4 separate regions of the Homo sapiens genome follow, and regions 2, 3 and 4 are each linked to region 1. Evidence: chromatin contacts called from ENCODE Hi-C or POLR2A ChIA-PET data. All regions are on one chromosome and are shown on one strand. Each heading gives the region's core, a stretch centred on a gene start or an enhancer-like site at or near the end of the contact. The rest is flanking DNA. Distances are from core to core; before and after follow the strand shown. Region 1 holds the start of ARHGDIB (Rho GDP dissociation inhibitor beta). Region 2 holds the start of LOH12CR2 (loss of heterozygosity on chromosome 12, region 2). Region 3 holds the start of DUSP16 (dual specificity phosphatase 16). Region 4 holds the start of DDX47 (DEAD-box helicase 47).

The links. A loop is a pair of places that touch in the nucleus more often than their neighbours do. ChIA-PET counts read pairs that join two places held with the same protein, here RNA polymerase II (POLR2A). Pooled maps may share reads with other maps.
Region 2: a loop to region 1 is called in a map of CD8-positive, alpha-beta T cell, with 7 times the contacts of the local background. The contact joins the promoter of LOH12CR2 here to the promoter of ARHGDIB in region 1. A Hi-C loop is called at or near these places in 1 of 168 maps with a recorded cell type or tissue (CD8-positive, alpha-beta T cell), 1 of 37 single-sample maps with no recorded cell type and 6 of 50 pooled maps.
Region 3: a loop to region 1 is called in a pooled map, with 5 times the contacts of the local background. The contact joins the promoter of DUSP16 here to the promoter of ARHGDIB in region 1. A Hi-C loop is called at or near these places in 1 of 37 single-sample maps with no recorded cell type and 7 of 50 pooled maps. POLR2A ChIA-PET finds 5 or more read pairs at or near these places in 1 of 52 experiments (activated CD4-positive, alpha-beta T cell).
Region 4: a loop to region 1 is called in a pooled map, with 5 times the contacts of the local background. The contact joins the promoter of DDX47 here to the promoter of ARHGDIB in region 1. A Hi-C loop is called at or near these places in 3 of 37 single-sample maps with no recorded cell type and 9 of 50 pooled maps.

What each region holds. Positions count from the first base shown.
Region 1 is chr12:14,959,447-14,964,032 of GRCh38, reverse strand. It overlaps ARHGDIB (Rho GDP dissociation inhibitor beta), which reads left to right and starts at 2,432. Exons shown (of 6, transcript NM_001175.7): 1 at 2,432-2,496. RefSeq lists enhancers at 2,610-2,729, 3,980-4,089.
Region 2 is chr12:12,354,286-12,358,871 of GRCh38, reverse strand. It overlaps LOH12CR2 (loss of heterozygosity on chromosome 12, region 2), which reads left to right and starts at 1,805. Exons shown (of 2, transcript NR_024061.1): 1 at 1,805-1,944; 2 at 2,067-3,464. It overlaps BORCS5 (BLOC-1 related complex subunit 5), which reads right to left and starts at 1,794. Exons shown (of 4, transcript NM_058169.6): 1 at 1,363-1,794. The coding sequence starts at 1,420. RefSeq lists enhancers at 365-444, 1,331-2,009 and a silencer at 1,385-1,464.
Region 3 is chr12:12,561,613-12,566,198 of GRCh38, reverse strand. DUSP16 (dual specificity phosphatase 16) reads left to right here and starts at 3,336. Exons shown (of 7, transcript NM_030640.3): 1 at 3,336-4,082. RefSeq lists silencers at 3,027-3,536, 3,987-4,066, 4,097-4,216, 4,237-4,436.
Region 4 is chr12:12,810,599-12,815,184 of GRCh38, reverse strand. DDX47 (DEAD-box helicase 47) reads right to left here and starts at 1,839. Exons shown (of 12, transcript NM_016355.4): 1 at 1,731-1,839; 2 at 961-1,054. The coding sequence starts at 1,817. RefSeq lists an enhancer at 1,703-2,012.

The DNA of each region.
Region 1 (4,586 bases), core at 1,183-3,682:
TGACCATTTCTGTCTATCTCATTATGAGTGTTCAAGCCTAAACAGTCTCCTAATAGATTTTATTCACATCAAATCCAACCACATCAGTTTGCCAGAGTAAACTAAGTGAAATGCAAAACAATCATGTCCATCCTTTACTTTCAACAGTTCCCCATCACTGATAGGATCTAGGCCGAGTTCGTTATTAACATGGCATAAGAGGTCCGTGGTGATCTGAACACTGTGCCTGCCCTGCTCTAGGTATATTTCTCATTCACATGTAACTTCCACTTTACATTCCAACAATCTTGAGCTGCTTGCTTATAATACCCTGCATATCCCACATCATTTTGGGAGGCCAGGGCCGTGTTGCTGCTCATGTTTCTCCTCTACCTCGAGTGCCTTCTCTTTCACTCCCAACCCTTCGCTCATCAACTACTCAAAACCTACTCTCCCTCTTAACTGAGCGCAGTGGTCACTTCCTCCAAAAAGCCTTCCTTGATGTCCTTACATGTACTCTCAAAACACACCATGTATTTTTTCTTTTCCTATGCTGACAAAAAAAAAATTAAATTTGTCTGCTTCTGTCTTCCCCATTACATCTTTTAGCTACTTGAGGTCTAGGACTGTGTCTTGTTTATTTCTGTACCTTTCCGTGGCTCCTTGCATATGACCAGGAATTAAGTATATTTTGATAATTGGAGTCCTTTTAGAACTTTCTAAAATTATGAATGCTCTCTCATCCCCCAATAAATACATTAATCTATAATACAAATCTGTAAAATATGTATTGATTTTACAGATTTTTCTGGGAAGGGGTGCTCCCATACCCTCCGATATACACTGGGCTCTGGAGGGAAAAAAAAAGCCAGGTTTGCCTAGTGAGGTGTTCCCTAATAACATGAGAAATGAGTGGTGGAATAGAGACCATGCATTTACCATTTTTCATTTTTAAATATTTCTTGTTACAATTAATGTATTCTGCCTGTGTTATTTTAATTGTCTCCTAGGTACAACATAAGTTCCACAGGGCAGCAGAGATGTCGCCTGCGGTCTATTGCTGCACAAGGGAACTAGAACAGTACTTGAAAGAAAAGAGGTGCTCGATAAATGTTATGGAATGAATAAATGTATCCCCTCTTGAGGGTGCAGAGCTATAGAATGTGTAAGTTACTGCCTTCTGTGTAAATTAGGGTTTGCTTTGTTTTTACAATAAAGTTATGTACATTGTTTCAAGGGCTGTATTCTGTCTATGCTATTTTAAAATTTATAGAATAAAGTGGTATTAGGCTTTTAGTATTTTTGCTCATTTTAATTATATACTATTTTCCTTTTCATATTTTTCTAGGCTAATCTCTTCTCACGTGAAATGACTCCCTTGATTATTCCGATTTCATTGACTCTAAGTAGAAGGCAAACCCTGTGGTATCAATTTACAAAGGGAAATGAAGAAGATGCAGTACATTTAGGTGAAAACAAAATAAACGTCAGTTTCTCCAAATTTGTGTGCTTAGTCAGATCTAAATATATTGATGTAGTGTAAATACTGAATATTGAAATATTAACCTAAATAAGCATTTATTATTGGTAACAGCTACGGGAATATACAGCATGAATGTGACTTGGCTGCTTAAAAACTGTTCCTCAGATGGTTTAAACATGGCCTCCGAGACTTGTTCCCATTTAAATTACTTCATAAACCATTTCCTCAAATATGGTACAAAGTCTATTTTGGCACTTGTTAAGTTGTCACAAATTCTGAGTTGGAAGACTATGAATTAATGAAGTTTTACTTCCTTTTGTAATTTCTTTCCTAGGTTTCATCAAAGACAGTACTTTCGCTTGCTTGTTTGTTTCATTTGAAGAAAAATCAGCCAAAACTATTAAAAACAATATTTGACTGTTTGTAGTGCAATACAAAGCTACGTCTTGAAATTATAACCAACAAAACTCCAAAAATCTGTTTAAGGACACATTTTTAAATTTAGGACCGTAGTATATGCAGTTAACAATCATCATTTCTTAGCACTCTACATTCACTGCCAGCAAACTTTCAACGTATCTGGTTGATAATGAAGCTGGCGGGGACCCAGTGGGAACAGAAGTGAGTGGTACAAAGTAAAGCCGATGTGAATTTATTGCTACTGGTTTCAGGCTCCTTACCTCCATAGGCTTATGCACTGCAATGACCTGATTATCAGAAATACCCTCACAATTATTCATAATACCCATAGCTATAGGCTCCACACTCTTGCGTGTACATTCATGCATCTCCACGTCACACGGGCTGTCATGCTCGCACATGTGCCATTAATTGACAAGAATGCTGCTCAAGTTGGCTGATCAAGAGATAGGCAGTGCAAAGGAACAGGATTTGAGACAGCCCAGGGTTTCCTCTTCAAGTAGGTCTAAAACATTTTTTTTTCTCATTGACTTCCTTCCTGTTCTAACTGCCAGTACTCAGAAGTCAGAGTTGAGAGACAGAGGCACCCCGGACAGAGACGTGAAGCACTGAATGTAAGTTCAAATACCTCGGGCTGGGGAGGCTTCAGGTGGGCACAGAGCAAAGTCGGAAACCTCTAGACGGGGCTACCGCCCTCGACAGTTTATTATTTTTTTAGAGGGGCAGTTCTTCTTTAAAACAAACTTTATGATAAGAAATTGCTAAGGAGGCTGCAGAGAAGGGGAAGTTAGAGGAGGGAAGGGTAGCAGTGACTCAGGGGAGGAGGCTTAAAAAAGGAGGGTACAGGGTGCGCTGCAGCCCAGGAAGTGCAATCCTGAATATTCTCAGAAGGGCTCTGAGAACACGCACCGGGAGTGCCTGGAGGGGTTTCCTGCAAAGTAGGAGCAGGCACCTGGCCAGGCTTGGAAGAAAAAGACTGTAGATCCAAAATGATACGGTCTGTGCTGGTGGATGGTGGGTTGTGCTGGGGTGGAGATATGTGGTTTCCTGTTTTTAAGCAGACAATGTAAAAAGACTGGTTGAAAGAGAAAAAAAAATGGTTCAAAGCTGTCAAATATTAAACTGTCTTCCACTAAATAATTTTCTGGTGATATAAGAGAAATGCATAATGAAATCCTCCCTTAGAGTGCAGGGGCTTTATCCCTCAAAGAGGAAGTATGGTATAGCACATTGTTATGTACTCATGAGTCATACAGTGATAGAATTTCTACCACTGACAAAGGCTGTGTATTAAATTCCTGCAGTCGGATGGGCAGATCTTTGCTGTTGTTGTCAAAAATAATAATAGGGCTGGGCGTGGTGGCTCACGCCTGCAATCCCAGCACTTTGGGAGGCCGAGGCGGGTAGATCACCTGAGGTCAGGAGTTCAAGACCGGCTTGACCAACATGGTGAAACCCCATCTCTACTGAAAATACAAAATTAGCTGGGTGTGGTGGTGCATCCCTGTAATCCCAGTTATTTGGGAGGCTGAGGCAGGAGAATCACTTGAACCCAGGAGGCAGGGGTTGCAGTGAGCCAAGATCACGCCATTGCACTCCAGCATGGGCAACAAGAGCGAAACTCTGGCTCAAAAAATAAAAATATTAATAATGATAATAGCCCTTTAGGTATGAGATAACTAACAGCAAACATGGAAAACACCAAATAACGTATTAAGAGACAGGTTTGAGAAAAATTCAAGGGGGCCCAGCTAGGACAGCTGATCAGTGGGCCTTCAAAATGTCAAGGTCTGAATTTCAGCCACCATTAGGAGAAGTGCTTTAGGTATGACCTGAAATACTTTCTTCCCTTTTAGAGGACTTCCCAGCCAGCATGTTTCATAAACATAATCTGTAATTAAACTCTAGACCTATGGTAACTTGAGGTGTGTGTCTGGCAAGCCCTGGGCAGTTCTTCATTCAGAGTGGGGAAAGGCAGACTGCTCTCACCCGGAGGGCTCATGGTCACCACTTCACATGGAGACCTAGAGCCCCTGGAGTCAGGGTTGGCCTGGCCATCTTCACTGCAGGGATGGTCAGGCACAGGAGATCAAGAGGACCATGGCACCTGTTGGTCCGGAGAGACAGGGGGCAGAGGTCCAGTCCCTAGCAGGCATCGTGAATCTTGCCATTGGCTTTGTGTTTTTTTAATTTGTAAGAATATATTCCCTCCCAAAGCAGATATAGCACAAGCTTAGTAACAAGAGCATCTTACTCTTTTGTGAGATGTGTGAAATTCTAAGAGACAGTTCTTTCTCCATCCATGCTTCACAGATGCAAAACCTGAGGACTAACTATGCTGTCACTGAACAGAAACTGGCAAGCATTTTTCAGGCCTCGACTGGAATTTGGTCCTTCCTTGCTTTGGAGAGCATGAGTTTGTCCCCTAGGGAAGTTAGCTCTGAGCAACATTAAGGTTCTGTTTTCAGTAGACACTCAGCACCACAAAGTCATTCTGAGGGAAAGATACGGGTCTGAGCTGATTTGGGAGAGCACAGTACATGACAAACATCAGCTAGCAGGAAAAGAGAAGCCCTGGGGAGTCGAAATTATGCAGATAGAAAAGGAGAACCAACATTCATTGAGTGCCTTCTATGTGTCAGGCCTGGTGATAAAAACTTTCAAATTTTGTTCCTGAGAAGAATGCAGAAGTGTTCAATAATTT
Region 2 (4,586 bases), core at 556-3,055, 2.6 Mb after region 1:
TATTTATTTACCTGTTTTGGTAATTTACCTAACATTTTACAAAAGCCATGCCAGAAATCTTTCCTGCTATAAATTGTGATTCCTCCTTCCCCAGATACCAGAGGAAAGGGGACTTCAAAACACTCTAGCTAACCTCTACTACTTTATCTGTAAAATGGGATTACTGCAAAAATTATATGTAAATGTATGTAAAGTACCGGGCACAGGGGAATAGGCAAATTCTAACATCGGAAATGCTCGAATGCTGTTGGTTCATGGGCAAGAAAACAAATTAAAAAGATGCCACACCGCTTCCCCCTAAAATATGTTTCTGCCCTGCCATAGAGGCAAGAATGTCAAAGGTGGCAATTATTATATTTCTTATAACAGATATGACACTCTGGCCCTTCCAAGGAAATAGAAAAACGTAGCAAAGCTAGTAGATGCTGCTCACCATTCAAAGCTGCCCCAATCCAGTCCCCAGAATGTAGGTCTGAACTAGTCTTGAAAGTCACACCTTAAAGTGAAACACCCTTAGATCTATTAGCTTGCCTATTTCTGAATTACAGCTCCTATCAAGAACAGAGAACTTCTAAAATCGGCGACTCTTTTTAGGCCCCAGATTTAACCAATTTGCGTTAGCAACCCCGGAGCTTAACCAAAGCACTCCCAGCTGTCCTAGCGTGTGGGTAACAAAAAAAGCAGCAAATGGTCCTCAATTAAACATCAGCTGCTTTATCTATTTATTGAACACTCACTGTATTGCAAACACAATAATCCTCCCATTCTTGTCTCAAACGCTTAGAGAAGTCTAAAAATCATGGACAGAGAACAACAATGGAAAACACCAGTGCCTGCTGTCTGGCCAACCTCTACAAGATTAGAAAACGGACCAAGACACCTTCTGAGAAGAAAAAGCTGTTTCTGGAGACCTTTGCACTAAAGGGTTCAAAGCAAGTGGACACCTATCACATATCCCTTCAGAAAAGGAACCTCTAACACCCGTTTTTAAGAAACAGACTGTTCTTAGAGGTCCTATAATCCATCCACTGTGTGAGCCAAATCTCACTACATCAGCCATGAGCACTAGAGCCAAAAATTAATTAGCTCGTCTTTTAAACAGGAGGCTGTAGCTGGGAGAAACGGCTGTTTTGAAAATAAATAAGGGCACTGGCGCCCACGCTGGCTTAGCTTGCAGTCACACGCACTTCCATCAGGGGAATCGAGGCCAGGACAGATGGTGACTTTTTTTTTTTCCTACTAGCACGGTGAAGGCTTTTTCTGTGCGTTCCCGTCCGCAGTCCCTGACCCTAGTCTGGGAGGCAGCCCGCTCTGCAAGGGGACAGGGCGGGCTGGAGGAGGGTGGGAGGTTAGGACACCGACCTGAGGAGTTCAGATCGTTGGGTCGGCTCTCGGCCTCGGAGCTCTGCTCACTGCCCATGGTGCCGACAGCGGTGGCAGCAGAAGAACGGCGGGCCGGGCGGTCACCGCTCCGGCGGCGGGCGACAGGGCAGGGGCCAGGGACCGGGACGGGGAGGCAAAGCAGAGTCTGGGCGCCGCAGCGAGGCTAATGTGTGGGGCTGACGCGTCCAGCCCACGCAGGGGCCTGGGCGGCGGGAGAAGGAGAGGCCCTATTTGGGGAACAGAAACGCAAGGAGGCGCGGCGCGAACGCACGCGGCTAGCCCTCCTTCTTTCCGGGAGCCCTAAGAGAACCGGCAGATGACACTGGCTTTGCCGCACCTGCGGCCGGCGGGCGGCGCCGCTTTCACTCACTGGTTCACGCTCCGCAAGCTCGCTCCTTCCGGGACGCAGATGGGCGGTGCCGGCTACGCAAGACCTTCAGTTCCGGATTAGGAGGCCCCGCCCCCCGGCCCGAGGGAGGGGCGGAGAGACCCGCTCCTGCGACTTAGGGCGATGCCACCTTAAAGGGCTTGACCTCCTCGAAGCCAGAACTGCGGAAGAGGGTAAGCCCTTTCCTGTTGTAAGGATGCGTCACCTTTAAAACACCACCCACACTATTAAGCTCTTCAATACCCACATGTGAGAACAACTTTACAAAATAGGTATTTTTAACCCTGTTTTACAGATGGAGAAAGAAACGCTAGATAGACCCAGGATTCGAACCCACAACAGCTTGGATGCAAAGCTCATTTTGAATTCTGAAGAGCTGGGAGTTTAGCAGTGGACGACCAAACAAAAAAATACCAGAAGACGGTGAAAGCAGCAGCTGGAAATGAGAGAAAAATTAAGAAATAGAAAATGCTGTTTCATGTATTAGGGAGTGCACATCTTTAAAGAGAAGTGAAGAACCTTTTTGGCTAGGCGCTTTCTGGGGACCTTGGCAGTTATCAACAAGTCACTCTGAAACTAACAGAAGGTGAGGAGGGAGTAATCCAGAAAGGAAACTGCCATTTTTGCTAGGGCAAGAAAGTAGACCTAGCAATGCAATGCCATCAAGGAGTTAGCTGGCTCTAGCGTTCTCCGAACTTTGCAACTCATTTTATATTACATTGTCTGCGTCAAGAAATTTCAAGTAAATGCCTTGAGATTTTATATGTATAAAATGTAGTCTCTGGCCAGGCGGGGTGGCTCACGCCTGTAATCCCAGCACTTTGGGAGGCTGAGGCGAGTAGATCACGATGTCAGGAGATCAAGACCATCCTGGCTAACATGGTGAAACCCCGTCTCTACTAAAAAATACAAAAAATTAGCCGGGCATGATGGTGGGCGCCTGTAGTCCCAGCTACTCGGGAGGCTGAGACAGGAGAATGGTGTGAACCCGGGAGGCAGAGCTTGCAGTGAGCCGAGATCGCGCCACTGCACTCCAGCCTGGGCGACAGAGCGAGACTCCGTCTCAAAAAAAAAAAAAAAAAAAAAAGTCTCAGAAGAAGTGTCAAGTTGACTAAATGATTTTTAAGTCCCTTCCACTCTACTATATCACAATAATTTCCCCTATTTTACCTTATTTAATTTTCACAACAACCCTGCAGCCTGTAAGTAGGTGACTCCTCCATGGTCAGCAGGTGGTCAGTGGTCGAACTATTTAGGACTATCTGATGCTCTTTCCTCTGCTCACCATTGCAATACAATGAGAAAAATGCAAATGAATCTAAGTACAGTGTTCTCTGGGAATATGAAGATAGAACTAAAAACTGCCTGAGAGATCAGGGCAGGCTTCTAGAAAGTTGTGTCTAACTAGTCTTGAGGTTTACATAAACCACACCAGGCTGATGGGACTGGGAAGGGCCCACTAAGCAGTGAGACCATTCCCTTTTGGAGAGTCCTTGCATCCCCTCCCAGATTTCCTCTTTGAGGGGAAGGTGAGAGAGGAGGTAAAAGGGGTGAGGAATGGAGAATAACTCATTCTGGTTCTTGTTTCCCCTTTTCCACATAAAAGTATATTTGTCTTGTGTTCCATACACCAGTCCATACTGATGTGATGGTGTTTTTTATGCTTCCTTTTGAATAAACATTTCATTCTTAAAAGGATAGTCTGTCGCATCAACTGATGAATGGATAAATAAAGTGTGGTAATCATGGAATATTTATTCAGCCAAAATGAGGGAAGGATGAAATCATACTGATACATGCTACAACATAGAGTAACCTTGACAACATTATTCAATATGAAAAAGGCCTGTCAGGCCGGGTGCGGTGGCTCACGCCTGTAATCCCAGCACTTTGGGAGGCCGAGGCGGGCGGATCACGGGGTCAGGAGATTGAGACCATCCTGGCTGACAAACTGAAATCCTGTCTCTACTAAAAATACAAAAAAAATTAGCCGGGCGTGGTGGCGGGCGCCTGTATTTCCAGCTACTCAGGAGGCTGAGGCAGGAGAATCGCTTGAACCCAGAAGGCGGAGCTTGCAGTGAGCAGAGATCGCACCACTGCACTCCAGCCTGGGCGACAGAGCGAAGACTCCGTCTCAAAAAAAAAAAAAACAAAGCGTATCACAAAAGACCACATATTGTAGATTTCATTTATATGAAATGTCCAGGAGAAGCACTACAGAGAGAGAAATATGTTAGTGTTGCCTAAGGCCGAGGAGGGGTACGGGTGGAAGGGAAATGTAGACTATTATTGGGTATGGGGTTTCTTTCTGGGGTTGATGAAAATGTTCTAAAATTGTAATGATGAATGCACAACTCTGAATATATTAAAAACCACTGTAGAGTACACTTTACCAGGGTAAATTGTATGGTATACAAATTCCATATCCATAAAGCTATATTCAGTAAAAGAACATATGAAGATAAAATTCCTTCCTTCACTGGCTTAACATTTCTTGGGAACCTGAAATGTTCTAGGCACTTGCTACACGTTAAAAATAAAAAATTCAACAAGGCCCAATCCCTGTACTTAGGAAGCTTACAGTCTGGTGGCAAGAAAATTAAATGAGCATTTATATAACATAAGGAGTCTGCTGGAAGAGCTTTATAGCTAGGAAACATTTCAGATTGATGTCTTTTAGCACCTTTAAAATCCCTTCTACATGAGCAGCAAACTGTGTTATTGTATATGTAATAACTAGCAATTGAACAGCCTTTTTGAGTTTACAGGTCTGCAGGTCTATATGTTAGACCTGCATAAAAAGGTCTATATTATG
Region 3 (4,586 bases), core at 2,087-4,586, 2.4 Mb after region 1:
TCCTCACTTCCCAGACGGGGTGGCTGCCGGGCGGAGGGGCTCCTCACTTCGCAGACGGGGCGGCTGCCGGGCGGAGGGTCTCCTCCCTTCTCAGACGGGGTGGCTGGGCAGAGACGCTCCTCACCTCCCAGACGGGGCGGCGGGGCAGAGGCGCTCCCCACATCTCAGACGATGGGCGGCCGGGCAGAGACGCTCCTCACTTCCTAGATGGGATGGCAGCCGGGAAGAGGCGCTCCTCACTTCCTAGATGGGATGGCGGCCGGGCAGAGACGCTCCTCACTTCCAGATGGGGCAGCCAGGCAGAGGGGCTCCTCACGTCCCAGACGATGGGCAGCCAGGCAGAGACGCTCCTCACTTCCCAGATGGGGTGGCGGCCGGGCAGAGGCTGCACTCTCAGCACTTTGGGAGGCCAAGGCAGGCGGCTGGGAGGTGGAGGTTGTAGCGAGCCGAGATCACGCCACTGCACTCCAGCCTGGGCACCATTGAGCACTGAGTGAACCAGACTCAGTCTGCAATCCCGGCACCTCAGGAGGCCGAGGCTGGCGGATCACTCACGGTTAGGAGCTGGAGACCAGCCCGGCCAACACAGCGAAACCCCGTCTCCACCAAAAAAATACGAAAACCAGTCAGGCGTGGCGGTGCGTGCCTGCAATCGCAGGCACTCAGCAGGCTAAGGCAGGAGAATCAGGCAGGGAGGTTGCAGTGAGCCGAGATGGCAGCAGTATAGTCCAGCTTCGGCTCGGCATCAGAGGGAGATCGTGGAAAGAGAGGGAGCGGGAGCGGGAGCGGGAGAGGGAGAGGGCTGTTTCCACATATTTATTGTTAGTATGTAGAAAACCTTTCTTAGTAAAAGAAAGAAATGTACTCTTCGGTGAAGTAAACTTGTTTAGTGGTTTCCCCTTCACCTGCTGGGCAGGTAACAATCTATTTATTCTAACATTCAAGTACCTCCACAATGTGCCTCTGTATCTCTTAAATTTAACCTCATACCTAATTGCTAAATACCGATTTCTACTGCTACTGGGTTTACTCTTCTGTCACTTGAATACACCTTACTCATTATTCATTCCACCTCCATGTCTTGGCTCATTGCCATTTGCCCTCTGGAATCTTCCCTCCACTGGCTTCTTCACTGCAAACTAAATCTGAACTGTCCTTCAAGGATAAGGTCAAAACTCTTTATAAGGTGCCTTCCCTGATAATCCCAGCCTACATTGCTCCTTTTCTCCCCTGATGTTTTTTTTTGTTTGTTTGTTTTTTTTTTTTTTTTTGAGATGGAGTCTCACTCTGTTGCCAGGCTGGAGTCTGGAGTGCAGTGGTGCGATCTCGGCTCATTGCAACCTCCACCTCCCGGGTTCAAGTGATTCTTCTGCCTCAGCCTCCTGAGTAGCTGGGACTACAGGCGCCCACCACCACGCCTGGCTAATTTTTGTATTTTTAGTAGAGACGGGGTTTCACCATGTTGGCCAGGATGGTCTCGATCTCTTGACCTCATGATCCACCCGCCTCGGGCCTCCCAAAGTGCTGGGATTATAGGCTTAAGCCACCACGCCCGGCCCCCTGACTCTTTTAACCAATATTGTACATCACTCAATCATTGATTTCGTTTTTAATGAGCTTTAATATACGTCTTGTTTCCAGAAATAGATGAAATACCCTGAGAGACTTCTATGATAGCTATGATGGCACCACATCATACATTACACAAACTTAATTGTGTAACTGAGGAAAGGGGAGAAACGTTTCAAGCCATGTCAGTTAAAGCAAGGTTACTGGAACTTTGGCATGCAAAGGGGATACCATTAATTCTCATGAATCTTTCCTCCAGGCAAGATCCATGCTCTGTACCACTAGTAAAAGGACTATCTTCTTCTTCCTTCCTAAAAATCCCAACACCTCCAACAAAGGTCTACAGTTAGATTTTTAGGGGTTTCCTGGTAGAGCACAAATAATCCCAAGGAAGCTGCAGTAACACCTCCTGGCCACCAGAGGACAGGGAGCAGTGGGAGAGATTTGCTTCCCCTAGCAAAGTCTTCAAGAGGCCAGAGGCACAGGCTCAAAGTTGCTTCTCCATCTGTGGCCTTCAGGCTTTACCTACTACTGCCAGAGGTGCTAGGGTGCCTCCCATCTTCAAATGGGCTTTTTTTTTCCCTCCTATAAAAGATGGGCCAGAAGTTCCCAGGGCCATACCCCGCAACACTAACCTTCAATGATTACCAATCATAAGGAATGCCTTTAGTTGCAGGACTTAAAGGCAGAAAAGTAGTAACAGGGGTGTATTATCTTTCGAACCCACCCAAACCTGCTTATCAGTTCTTTTGCTAGTGGAAAAACGTGCTTTAGGCAGGGTGCACATGGATATCCCACAGCAAACAGTGCCTTTAGGGTCTAGTGTCCCAATCCGGCACATTGTAAATGGAATATTTGAAGAGTTAGATTATTCCTACACATAAATTCTGGCTCATGGAGCAGTCCACTCGCAGGGTGCTTTTCCGTCATTAATCACATCTTTGTTATGTGATATCCACGTGAGTACTTCTCAGTAGAAGCAGCTTCATGCTCAAATGCTCAAAGAACATTGGAATAAAGCTCCGATTGTCCTATTCAGTGATTCCAAGTCCTGGTTTGTCACCACCTCAGGTCTCTCGTTTTCCAAAGTGCATAATGTCATCTCAAAACAGACATTTTAATGAATTCAAATAATAAAATGCACGAGGTATGTGGAGTTAAATCAACAAGGGTTTTGTACCTCTCAAGAGGCGGTTAACCCCTGGTCTTATTTAAAGATGTTTCTGCGCTGCCTCCTGTAGAAAACATTTTTAAAGAAAATGTAGGCTGCTTATCCTTGTATTTGTAAATATAAGCAAAGTAAAGTAATGTAGGAACATTTATGTGGGGGCTTTCAACCATAAACATATAGATAGCTGAATGCCTGACAACAGTAGTGTGATTTTTCTTGAAGTACCTGTAACTTCTCTCCTGAGAGATGGCAGAGCCTTGCCTTTTGCATTCGCCAGACTTTTTACAGAGCGAGTGTAATTCTCTCAAATCAGTGTTTGCGTTTTTTGACGTTGGTGAGGCAGCTGGAAACAGCTCAAGGAGGAGGGAAAGGTTCTGCGTCTGGGTGAGGGAGAAAACCCTCCGATACCTGTTGGGGCGCAGCACTGGAGGCGGACACCCCGGCCCGGGGGTCGGGGCCGCGAGCCCGGGGGTAGGGGGCGGGCGCGCGGGCGCGGGAGGAGGAGGAGGAGGAGGGAGAGGTGGGGGAGGAGGCCGCGGGGCCGCCTCCTCCGGCAGCTCCGGCTCCTCCCAGCGGCGCCCGCGGAACCTGCCTCAGAGTCGCCGGACTCTGGAAGGGAACATGACCTGACCCCTCCCCGAGCGGCCGGAACGAGGCGCGGAGCCGCGCTCCGGGCTCGGGCGGCCGCGGGATGGGCGAGCGCGCGGCCCCGCCCGGCGCCCACCGCCCTGCCCTCGCCTGTCTCCTCCTTTCCCCGGGGCTCCGCTGAGTTCATTCACTGGGATTGGTTTCAAGTGACGCCATCTCTTTATTTTTAAACCAATGACCTCATCCGCGCTTGAAGTTTCCTGACCAGCGACTCTTTCTCTTTCCCCCAACCCCCCACCCCACCCCCCCGCCTTTCCCCCTCTTTCTATGTATCAGTGTTTGGGGGGCTTTAATCAGTTTTTAAACGATTATTACCACCTCTCTCTCCCCCCCAACCCCCACTTTCACAACGCGGCCCCCCACCTTTACCTCCCTAAGTTCTTCATCTCTTTCGACATTTTTTTTGAAGGCTGATGGGGGGGAGGGTGGAAGAGAAAGAGTGAAGAAAAGTTGCGAGCGTCTCCTCTCTTCCTAAGCCTCCCGCCCCAACCCACCCCTCAGAGAAGGAGAAGATAATATACTGAAAAGAAGAGGAGGAGGAGAGCGACGGGACGGGACGCGAGCGGGAGCGCAGCCGCCCTCTCGGCTCCGCGGCGGCGCCTCGCAAGTCCGGGAGGCGAGGGGGGCCCGAGGGGAGACGCCGTGACAACTTTCGTTTCCCTCTGAGGGAATTGGGAGGTCGGCGGCCCCAAAAGTAAGTGGCCTTGGCGGGCCGCGCGGGGTGTGCGGGCGGGAGGGTGCGGGGCCCGGGGCGCCCTCCCGCCCGGCCGCATGGACGCTCCGCAGCGCGCCCCGACTCCCGGTGCCGGGCGCCGCGCTCCAGCCCCGCCGTCTCTGCCTTCCCGGGCGTACCGGCCACCCTTTCGGGAGGCGGCGTGGGGGCGACCGCGGCCGGGGGCCGCAGGAGCGTTTGAAGCGGGGGTGTAGGCCTGGCCGGAGGCTGGCCGGAGCGGGAAGGGGGCGTGCGGCCGGGCGCGGGGTCGCAGTGGGTGCGCTCCCGGCCGCTGCGCGGCGCTTGGACCGGGCCCCGCCGAGAGGAGCGGCCGCCGCGGGACGCGGCACCTTTGCGGGCGAAGCTGCTCACTTCCAGGCGCGACTGTTACACAACACGCCTGCCAAGTGGGGCCCTGGCCTGACTGTTCCCATTATCCCCAGTTCGCCTTTGGTGTAAGCAGCGAGGCCACCTGGGTGGTGACGG
Region 4 (4,586 bases), core at 590-3,089, 2.1 Mb after region 1:
TACATTAATACTAACAATAATTAGCCACATTACCCCTCTTATAACAATTGCTATGATTACATTCACTCTCTCTGAGGATCTTAATAGATTTCAGTTAACTAAGACCTCTGGGCCTCTTTTATCACCCACCCTAATCCTGTAAAGTTGGTACTTTAGGAATCTAAGAGCAGGACTTTACTTCTACTCCTATTAAAGTTCATCCTGTTACAGCCAGATGTGGTGGCTCACACCTGTAATCCCAGCACTTTGGGAGGCCAAGGCAGGTAGATCACTTGAGGTCAGGAGTTCGAGACCAGCCTGGCCAACATGCTGAAACCCCATCTCTACTAAAAATACAAAATTAGCCGGACATGGTGATGCGCCTGTAATCCATTACTTGGGAGGCTGAGGCGGGAGAGTTGCTTGAACCTGGAAGGCAGAGGTTGCAGTGAGCCAAGACCGCACCACTGCACTCCAGCCTGGGCGACAGAGCGAAACTCTATCTCAAAAAAAACTCCATCTTAAAAAAAAGATCTCAAAAAGAAAAAAGTTCATCCCATTAGTTTCAGTTCCAGTAGCCATCAATCTGCTTTAACCACTGTTTTACAAATCTGATAAACATGGCTCACAGCAAGAATTCTCAACTCCTCAAGACACACATATGTGTTCCAGGCATCCTTCCCTAAGTGTGCGCCCACTGATGCATAAAGTCTACCAAGATTGTCGTTAATATACTTTAACTTTAACCTAGGGCTTCCTTAAAGTCAGCATCTGTGGCAGAGAACAAACCCTTTCAGCTATTAAGACAGAAAGTAAGCTCAGTAAAATTGGAGAATGACATTTTCAAATACCATTACCCAAACTTTGTACCTTTAGTGACCATATCCTTATTTCACTTGAAGTATGCAAGCAACAGCTTTCAAAAGGGGTATCTAATTGAGATAACTTTATATTAAATCTGTACGAAGTCATACAACCTACCTTGTAAGGCCAAAGGAATAGCTTCAATCTGGATCTTGGTGGGTTTTGTCCATCCCAACTGGTCACAAGCTTCACACAACACATCTGTCACACCCTTGGAATTCAGAAAAATATACCTTAGCCAAGAACAGCACACCCCTACCTCCCTCCTACTTAACTGACTGTCAGACCCATCATGTACAACCATTGTATTTGATTTAAAAGGTATTTACTGTGCATCTCAGAGCCTACTCTTTAACTATACCATGAGACAGTAGCTCAAGACTTAACGAACACTTTCTGCTCACCAAGGCCAAGGCCAGGTGCTTTACATGTATCATCTCATTTAATCGTCACAACAATTCTGCGAGGTAAGTACTTATTACTATCCCCAATTTACAGATGTGGAAAGAGAAACACAGAGAGGTAACAACTTGTCCTCAGTAAGAGACTGTGTCAAAATTCAAATCTGGTTGGTTCATCTGACTCCAAAGCTCCAGTTATAAAGAGACCAATTCCATTCCCCATATGTACAACCTCCTGGATGCACATACAAACGTTGCCACACTAAAGTGGCGAATAGGGCAAATAGGGGGTCTCAGGGCCCAGCAGCCCTCCCACCACCCAAACTCAGAGCACGTCCGAAACCCAGCCCTCTGAAATTCTGGGGAAAACCCAAGCTAGGCCCCAAGATGCTTTTGTACACTATCAGAGCGGGATCTAAGGTACCTGGGGTCTCCCTGAGCCTAGCACCAGAGTACATAAAAGAAGCCAGCGTCATCCATTCTCACCAGGTCTTTAAATGTTTTAGTTTCCTCCTCTTCCACAATCGGCTGGGACGCTTCGGTCGGAGAATCGTGTTCCTCGGGTGCCGCCATCTTGTGTGAGGTCTCCGGAAGTGGGTCTGCGGCGCGCGGGATGCTGGGAAATGTAGTTTTAGTTCTCCCCGGACGACGTGCTCTGCGCGCCCCCTGCGGGCTTGCCGGGGATTGCACCCGTCCGCTAGGCAGGTGGGGCCCAGTGAATATGGGCGCGTAGGCTTGCGGAATAGATCCGAGTGCAGAAGGGGCTGATCACCAGGGACTCCAGTTGACCTTTAGGTCCCTTTTAAAGAGCCTTCCCTACGTGTGTCGCCAGTTATGTTCCCCGCTTTTCTAACCATAGAGTTTGGAACGGATTGATATTACAATACTATTTTTTTATTATGTCATTACTTTATTCAATAATGTTGAGAACCTACCATTTGCTAAGGCTATGCTAGATGGCTGGTGAATAGGACAGCGACCCCTGCCCTCGTGAAGAAAAAGAAGACAGATCATAAATAAGCTATCACAGAGCATTTCAAATTGTGAAAAGTAGCTGGGTGTGCTCACGCCTGTAACCCCAGCACTGTGGGAGGACGAGGCGGGCGGATCACTTGAGCCCAGGAGTTCGAGACCAGCCTGGGCAACGTGGCGAAACCCTGTGTCTGCAAAATGCAAAAATCAGTCAGGCATGCATGGTGGCATGCGCCTGTAATCCCAGCTATTCAGGGGGCTGAGGTTGAGGGATCAGTTGACCCCGGAAGTTGAGGCTGCAGTGAGTGGAGATGGTGCTACTGTACTCCAGCCTGGGCAACAGAGTGAAACCCTGTTCACATAAAAATTACAGAGTAACCTGGGGAGGGTGGGTTGTGGGGATAACTGTGAGATTGGGAAGGCCTCTCTGAGACAGTGATATTTGAGTTAAGACCTCACTGTTGAGCAGGAGAAAACGCTTTAAGATCCCAGGAGATAATCATTCCAGAGTGAGAGAATTCCAAGTACCAAGACTGTGAAGCTACTAAGGCTATTCTGGAAAGCAGCAAATTCAGAGCTGTATGTTGCATGCCCCATGGCCAGCGAGTGCCCTCCTGTGGCCTGTCACTTGGGTCTCACACTGCGCAGGGTGCTCGTTGCAGTTTTATTCCTGAGGATGGGAAGTTGGGGGCAATCTGGTGTCCGTCACTGGGAAAATGCATAGTTAAAATGTGAACATGGTGTCTACAAACATGCCCTTAACAATATGATTAGATCTGAAAAACCTAGTGCTTAGTGAGAAAAGCATAAAATATATCAAGTATATTAAAATATAGGCCCACAGATATCACATTCTGCTAAAACACATCCAACAGAAGATACACTTGAAATATTTTAGAATGGTTGCCTGCAGAGGGAGAAGAATTAGAATAAAACTGGGAATTGGGAATAAAAGAATTAAGTGTATAAGACAATAGGCCGGCCGCGGTGGCTCACACCTGTATCTTAGCACTTTGGGAGGCCAAGGCAGATGGATCACTTGAAGTCAAGAGTTCGAGACCAGCCTGGTCAACATAGTGAAATCCAGTCTCTACTAAAAACACAAAAATTAGCCAGGCATGGTGGCCTGTGCCTGTAATCCCAGCTACTCGGGGGGCTGGGGCAGGAGAATTGCTTGAACCCCGGAGGCGGAGGTTGCAGTGAGCTGAGATCATGCCATTGCACTCCAGCCTGAGTGACAGCGCAAGACTCCGTCTCAAAAAAAAAAAAAAAAGGATAATAAATACACAAAGCAAGAGAGGAGACTTGTGATGCCAGTGTGCTTGACCTGAGAATTGTGAGGAACTCAACTCAATGTGCCTGCCGACCTCCCCACCACCACAACTAAAAAAGGGCCCTGATTTAGGCATCACAGCAGTGTCTCAACAACAAAAAGGGTAGGATGTGGTCAGAGAATTGGGCTCAGCTCAGACTCTGCAGGACCCTGTTGTAAAAGGTCTGGGGTTTTGGATGTTATCCTAAATGCAGAAGGAAGCCACTGGGGGTTTAGAGCAGGGAAGAGACATGATCTACACATTTAAAATATTACTCTAACTCTATATGGAGATAGGCTGTAGAAAGAGTGAGAAAAGGAGACCATCTAAGACAGCGGTCCCCAACCTTTTTGGCACTAAGGACTGGTTTCGTGGAAGACATTTTTTGCACAGAATTGGGGCGGGGATGGTTTCAGGATGATTCAAGCACATTACATTTATTGTGCAGTTTATTTCTATTATTATTACATTGTAATATATAATGAAATAATTGTACAACTTGCCATAATGTGGAATCAGTGATAGCCCTGAGCTTGTTCTCCTGCAACTAGATGGTTCCATGTGGGGGTAATGGGAGACAGTGACAGATCACCAGGCATTAGATTCTCATAAGAACCACGCAACCTAGATCCCTTGCAATAGGGATTGTGCTCCCAAGCGAATCTAATGCCGCAGCTGATTTACCAGGAGGCGGAGCTCAGGTAGTAATGCTTGCTCACCTGCTACTCACCTCCTGCTGTGCAACTCAGCTCCTAACGGGCCACGGACTGGCACCAGTCCATGGCCCAGAGGCTGGGGACCCCTGATCTATGTTGGGAAAAGGGCTTGTGGGGTGCCTGCATAAACGGGCCATAAAAATATGGGACAATAAGTTGTGGCAAGTCACAAAAGGCCTCTGAGGAGGAAAGCCTTCTTATCGCCATTATGTTCCCATGCTCTGAGCGCAACCTGCTCTCTTATCTATAAACACTGTGTTCAAGGAGAAAGACACTCCTTTGAAGCATTGAAATGTGGACAGACGTTCAGGCTCCTAGTTAAGCCCACTCCCACTAGCTAC